2 separate regions of the Homo sapiens genome follow, and region 1 is linked to region 2. A link is a contact called in ENCODE Hi-C or POLR2A ChIA-PET data. All regions are on one chromosome and are shown on one strand. The core of a region is the stretch at or near the end of the contact, and the rest is flanking DNA. Distances in the headings are between cores, read along the strand shown. Region 1 has its middle 230 kb from the start of KLF5. Region 2 has its middle 230 kb from the start of LINC00392.

What was found. A loop is a pair of places that touch in the nucleus more often than their neighbours do. ChIA-PET counts read pairs that join two places held with the same protein, here RNA polymerase II (POLR2A). Pooled maps may share reads with other maps.
Region 1: POLR2A ChIA-PET joins it to region 2 with 20 read pairs in MCF 10A. The contact joins two enhancer-like sites. A Hi-C loop is called at or near these places in 4 of 37 single-sample maps with no recorded cell type and 5 of 50 pooled maps. POLR2A ChIA-PET finds 5 or more read pairs at or near these places in 5 of 52 experiments (A673, Caco-2, MCF 10A and 2 more).

The regions. Positions count from the first base shown.
Region 1 is chr13:73,285,525-73,289,015 of GRCh38, forward strand. No RefSeq gene overlaps it. Among named protein-coding and RNA genes, the nearest start is that of KLF5, 230 kb to the left of the region's middle. Within about 2 kb of position 1,612, at least 3 of the 41 ENCODE cell types and tissues checked have a DNase peak (open chromatin) inside an H3K27ac peak, as active enhancers do.
Region 2 is chr13:73,334,003-73,337,334 of GRCh38, forward strand. No RefSeq gene overlaps it. Among named protein-coding and RNA genes, the nearest start is that of LINC00392, 230 kb to the right of the region's middle. Within about 2 kb of position 1,354, at least 8 of the 41 ENCODE cell types and tissues checked have a DNase peak (open chromatin) inside an H3K27ac peak, as active enhancers do.

The sequences.
Region 1 (3,491 bases), core at 362-2,861, 48 kb before region 2:
TTCAAGATTTAACACAAGAAAGAAAGTAAAAAATAAATACTTAATGTTAAAATTCCACCATTAAAAAGTGCTTTAAAGTTTTCTGAACTTAATTTGAACCTTTATTTTCATGTAGACACCATTAATAAAGTATCCGAAAGGGTAGTGACAGAGGATTTGTTTGAAATTTGCAATAGACCTAAGTGAGAAGTGGGAGGGAATTATTTCTGGGGCCCCGGTTTCTCTGCCTGGTATTTCTTCTCTTCCCACCACATACCTGTACTTGGAGGTGCACAGGTTCCTTGGGGCTAGGATGAGTGGCGAGGCCAGTCAACAAAATAAGAAGAAAAACATGAATTTTCCGCCCTTCTGGCTTTTTTCCCTTCTCCCCTTTGCCTCTCTTGGTGACTGGCTGTGCACTTACCCGCCACCCAAATCATGAACCTGAGAATTACTTTCATGATGCTTCCAGCACCCTGTCGACCCCATTCTCACTCTCATCAGTATCATCGGTATCCAAATGTGATGTGTGATGGTACCTCCTTCACATGTGTTATCTTGTCCCTTCCTCTCTATTTCTTGAAGTTGTTCACAAGGACAATTACAACAAGCTCTTCACTGCCCAACCTTCTCTTTAATCCAAATTTTATGATGATGCTAAGAAATCTCTTCAAACCACGATTTCGTTCGGTTACTTACTGGCTTTTTTTTTTTTTTTTTTTTTTTTAAAGACATCAAGAGCTTTCTCAATGCCTTTAGGGTAAGTCTTAATTTCTAGAACTGGTCCTTAAATTCCGACCAAGCCTAACCTTACACTGTGGGCCACTTGAACCTTTCCTCATCTCCAGGGTTACTATGTCTGGTGTGGTCACTGGCACAACTCTAGGGGGCGCCATGCACACTGGCAGTCTATATGACAAATGTTCTCTCTGCCTGAAATTTCCTTCCCTGCCTGTCCTTTAAAATGCAATTTTTCTTGAATTTCTCAAACTACTTTACTTCCTTGAAATTGGAGCCCTTCTTCCTCTCAGTGGACTCTACCTTTACCTATTTCATTCATCTACTTACTTTCCAACTCTCCAATCTTAAGTGCTTGTTTCCATGTTTCTCTGTCTCCTTTTCCTGCCTACCCCTCACTGAAAAGTAAGCCCCTGAAACACAGATGCTGTTTTATTTGTTTTTATAGCCCTTACATTTAGCACTTAACCTGGTACAGAGAGGCACTTAATATTCAGTCTAAGAGTGCATGAGTGAATGAATGAATGCAATACAATGAACTCTGGTTGGTTCACGCAACCCTGGGTTTCTTTTTTTGTTTTTAGACGGAGTCTCGCTCTGTCGCCCAGGCTGGAGTGCAGTGGTGCGATCTCAGCTCACTGTAACCTCCATCCCCTGGGTTCAAGCAATTCTCCTGCCTCAGCCTCCTGAGTAGCTGGGATTACAGGCGCCTGCCACCACACCCAGCTAATTTTTGCATTTTTAGTAGAGACGGAGTTTCACCATGTTGGCCAGCTGGTCCCGAACTCCTGACCTCAGGTGATCCGCCTTGGCCTTGGCCTCCCAAAGTGCTGGGATTACAGACATGAGCCACCGCGCCCAGCCAACCCTGGGTTTCTGTTTACATTTTTTTCTATGTGGATCTGGACTGTGTTTCCTTCTATGCTAGCCCAGACTAGCCTAATAACACCTGCCCCTCCCAACTGTTTTCTAGTTGATTTACTTATAGCTTCTGTCCCTAGCAGGATCTGGCTTTCTCCTGGAGCAAGTGTATCTGCTACTACATACTATCTGCACCCTCGTATCCTATTTCCCTTCCTCTGTGGGGACGACTAAGGGTTTACCATGGCTGCAGCACAACTGGCATCTGTCAGAATCAAAACTCATTAATAAAAAAATGATAATGCTTCAAAGTACATTACATTACTCCTTCAAAGTCCTTTGTGAACATTATCTTATTAATCATCACAATAGCTCAGGGGAAGATAAACATTGTTGGTTATCTTACCTCGATCATATTTTGAAGGAACTGTTTTTTTCTTGTTATTGTTTGATCATGCTATGAAATCTGGATAGCAATTTTCATATTGGCTATTTGGATATAATTTGATATGCTGACGTAAAATTTCCCTGGATCAGTAAGGTGGTTTTTATTTTTATTTTAGATGTCTCACTGGTACTCTTGTAGAATTCTTTCCAGAGAGCTGAGCAAAGAATAACAAGCAAAAGACTGAGATATTTCTCCTCAGGGGTTGAAATTTTCTGGGTATCTTGAGGCTCATTAAATCATTGGTTCATGATGTAGAAAAGCAAAAGACGAGTTACTTGTACACATAGTAGGTGCTAAAATAACAGTTGAATGATTGAATGAAGTATTATTTTAAAACCTGGAAGTTTAAATAAGGGACTTATGTAAAAAATTAGTATCCTAGTCAGGAATTCCATTAGTAACCAGCATCAAGTAGCCAAAAGAGAATTCTTTTAGGAGGGGAATTTTACTTAGGAAACTGGTTTAAAGAATCTACTCAGTTCTTCTGTCCCCGCCTCACCTCTAGCATCCTATGTTTACTTTTCTCATAGCGCTTATCACACATTTTATCATGTATTTGTTTACGACTTTAGTTTCCCTTAGATGGCAGGAAACACTTCTGCTTGACACACAATGGGAGCTCAATAAATGACTGTTGAATGGAAAAAAAATTAACTAGAGAAATCTTTCCCACCAAAAGTAAAAAGTGGAATAAGTTCAATTTCAAAGTTACAGGAAGAGATGGTATAAGCATTGGGCACTACATTCAAGTTGGGTGTCAGGTATCCTCAACGCGCCTTGTATGAGGAATTTGAAATCTTCCAATAACTCAACAACAAATGGTACCACCTCTGGAAGATTTTCTTCTTTCAAGAGATGAGCGATGTCACAGATGACATGGGCACTTTCTATGTTCTAAGATGGAGTCTTATTTCGTGGGAGTGTCTAGGGTGGAGTGGCCCTCAGTACAACTATACCTGTTCATCTCTGGTGCTGGGAGAGTGTCCTAGAGGGAGGTTTCATGAGGCTTACCTCAAATTTTTTTCCAGGCCAAACAAACATTTTTGGCTTCATAGATTACTGTCAACTCTATGTCTACCCCGTCAGCATAGACTAAAAGGCCAGGCTGTAGTCAGGCTGTGGTGTAATCGGGCATCTGTCTTTTCTAATCACAGTAGTTTTGTGGCATGGGGTGTGGAGCTGAGTGGAAGGGCGGGACATTTCTCTGGCCTGTACTTCCTCTTCCTGGTCAAGCTCACACACTTCCCACTAGCACTCTGTCTTCCCACCCTTCTTACTGTTACTCCAGGAAGTGCCAGTGCCCAGCACAAGCTTCTGAAAACTCCCTCAGTTTAAAAACACTCCCGAACCCTTCCTCCAACCTCCAGAAAAATGTCACCCATTATTAAGAAATGCCCGAGTAGAACACGCTGGCTTCTAAATGTCACTTTTTAAGATTTGGAGATAAAACACCGTCATAGCTTTA
Region 2 (3,332 bases), core at 104-2,603:
TCTGTTGAAAAACAATCTCAAATGAGGACCTCTTCTGTGGCCTCCTTCCACATTCTTCCACTTTCTGAATTTTTTCTCTCCACCATGATCATAATTTTGGTTGGAAGGATAGCTTAGAATAAAATGCTAAGAAGAAAGATGATTATCATTATCTTAAAAATTCAATGGGATTGGTTTCTGCCTACTTCTGCCTCCGTCTGCAGAGAGACTGCTTGCCACAAATGGTCATCGTGGCAATGGAAATACTAGGATGTCCTCAGGTCCCACTGCTTTGGTGCTAAGAGCTCAAAGGGAATGTAAATTATCTAGATGTTGAATCCCAGGTTTTTTTTTTTTTTTGCAGCTTTCATACTCATGAAAAGGCTGTGGATTTGTAGCATGTAAGAGAGACGATGATTTTACTTTGTTGGAATAATTCAAACATCTGCTCCTTACTTTGAATAGATTCTGATTTATGTGCCTGTACCAACTTGATATCTATAAAACCAACCAGCAGTGTCATATTTTGAAATTTTATTCTCTCTTTGCTTTAGGGAGCTCCAGAACCTGGGAAGTGACTAATGATATTGCACGAGATAGATTAACTTAATTCTTTCATCATCAATTTTTGTTTGTGACTACATGGTAACAACCATAAAAATAGAGACTAAGTGCTTGTTGCCTGGAGCGGTTCTACTTTCCTGCTGTACAGCAGCAAGATGTAGCTCTGTTCCATAATTTAAAGAATGTCTATGTCCTCCATGAGCATCACAATGATTCAGCATTTTAACTTTATGCAGCGGAAGCAAAAAAGAAGAAAACTAGAATGTTCGGATTCTGACTTAGTATGGTGTGAGTGGGGGGCTCGCCAAACAAGCAAATTAAAGCTTTAAATTTAATAGAGCACCTTTATAAAGAGCTATATGACATTTGAGGAATGAATTTTGGCATGGTCAGTACTGTTAAGTCTTGACAGTTGTAAGTCTTAAAAGAGAAATTCTTTACCCTTTCTTCTTGCCGAATAACCCTACACCCTTTCCCCTAGGAAAAGAATATTATTTATTTTTCCTCATGTTGGTGACTCCAATGACCTCCATGGAAGATTTGCAGAATTTCATTCCCATTTTAGATCTATTTCTCTTATTTTTTTTTAAATCTAGTGTTTCATAATGTCTAAAAGAAAGTGTTTGCAAGTCATTGTGGTTTTTTTTTTTCATCAAAGTATTCCTTGTTTCACTCTCTGTCGCATTTATTGCTCTTTCTCCTATTCTTTGCTTTCTCATTCTATGGAGCCCCATATGAACTTGCTTTAGTTAGGCTGTAATTTAAGTCTAATTTCATAAGCCGATTACTGTGGGACCAGATGACAGAGGAAACTCCCAAAAGGGCACACTTAATACAGGAAATGGGGTTAATGATTCAGTAGGCGAAACTCTTACTTCTGACTCACTGTACCACTAATAAAATGCTACGCTCACAATGGAGATTTAGTAAATGTTTGTTGACTGATTACTGTACACTGATAAATCCTGAGTATAAGGAAAATGTCATGTAGAAATCATTGATTTCAAGTCTAATGATTAGGAAATAGAAGCACGAATAAACCAAATGACATGTCTGATATAGTATGGGAAGAACTTTGTAGTAGAAACATTTCTATTAATGGCCCCATTTTATGTCTCTACATGTTTTCTTTTTACCCCCTTTTACAAATTCACATCATCTCACTATGCCTACTTATCTTTGCAAGCCTTCTTAGACGGTTTTCATACAAGGCAGTACAAAGAATAAATACTAAGCATGTACCAAAACTTTAGACTCAGAAATGGGCCTTTGCTATATGACCAAATTGAGTATGACATGAATTGGAGGCCAGGTTGTTGATTAGAAACAATGTGGTAACTTGTGACTAGTTGAATCTGTCAAAGACATAGAACCTGCTGGGCATGGTGTCTCTTGCCTGTAATTCCAGCACTTTGGGAGGCCGAGATGGGCGGATCGCCTGAGCCCAGGAGTTTGAGGCCTGCCCAGCCAGCAAAGTGAGGCCCTGTCTCTACAAAAAATACAAAAATTAGCCAGGTGTGGTGGCATGTGCCTGTAGTCCCAGCTACTCTGGAGGCTGAGATGAGAGGATTGCGTGAACCTGGGAGGTTGAGGCTTCAGTGAGCTGTGATTGCACCACTGCATTCCAGACAGGGTGACGCAACGAGACTTTGTCTGAAAAGCAACAACAACAACAAATACAACAAAATCCAGACGTAGAACCAAATTTGCTATCATGTAGTACTTTTTAATTATGCTGGCAGCCTTAGAGAAGTAGCTCATTCTTGAAACATACTCTCTAAATTACCTTGTATGATTTAGCAGTAAAAAATTTTTAGAAGATCAAGAATATCATATATATGAGGATGCACGCGCACACACACACCATTTTCTGTTCAGTTTCAGCAAGTTTATAAACCCCATGAATCTATTTGTCAACTCTCTATGGCACCATGTGCTAGAAAATAAGCATCTCTGGTTTAGAAAACTAGTGTGTTTTTATGTACCCTGGTTTGTTCATTTGTCTGTTTTCTGTTTTTTGTTTGTTTGTTTTGTTTTTGTTTTTTGACCAGCTCGTCAATCTTTAAATCTGTTTTGCAAAATCTTAGTTAAAAAAGTATTTCTTTTCAAAGACGAGAGTAACTTTTAAAAAATTTGTGTCATTCTACAGATTCCATTTTCCTGCTGCAAACTAGAGATCCTGTCTCATCTTGGATGTAATTCCTACAGTTAGACTTCTATCAAAGGGTCATTGTGCCAACTGGAATTCTTTCCAATTCGAGAAATAAGAATTTGAGGAATCTCTAAGGGTAGAAATGACTTCTATCGGGAGACAGCACACTAACGCAAGAGGGCCAATGGGGTTCTGCCACCTGTATTTGTAAATAAAATTTCACTGGTACACAGCCATGCCTGTTCACTATTGTCTATGGTTACTTTGTGTTACAAAGGCCAAGTTGAGTAATTGCAGCAGAGGTTATGTGGCAGCAAAGCCTAAGAGATTTGTTATCTGGCCTCTTACCGAAAAAGTTTACCTATCCTTGTTGTGTATCATTCTGATTCACAATTTATCACCCTCAGCACTATTGACATGCAGGGCTGGGTGATCTTTCCTGTGTATGTTGGGGGAGTGTCTTGTGCTTTATAGGATGTTTAGTGGCATCCTTGGCCTCCTCTATGCACTACATACCAGAAGACCCCCTACCCTCACCCCAGTGGTGACCATCAAAAAGGCCTCCAGATGTTCCCAAATGTCCTGGTTGAGAACCATGATTCCAGCTTGACAGATTCTGTCTTTTCAACTGGAGAGG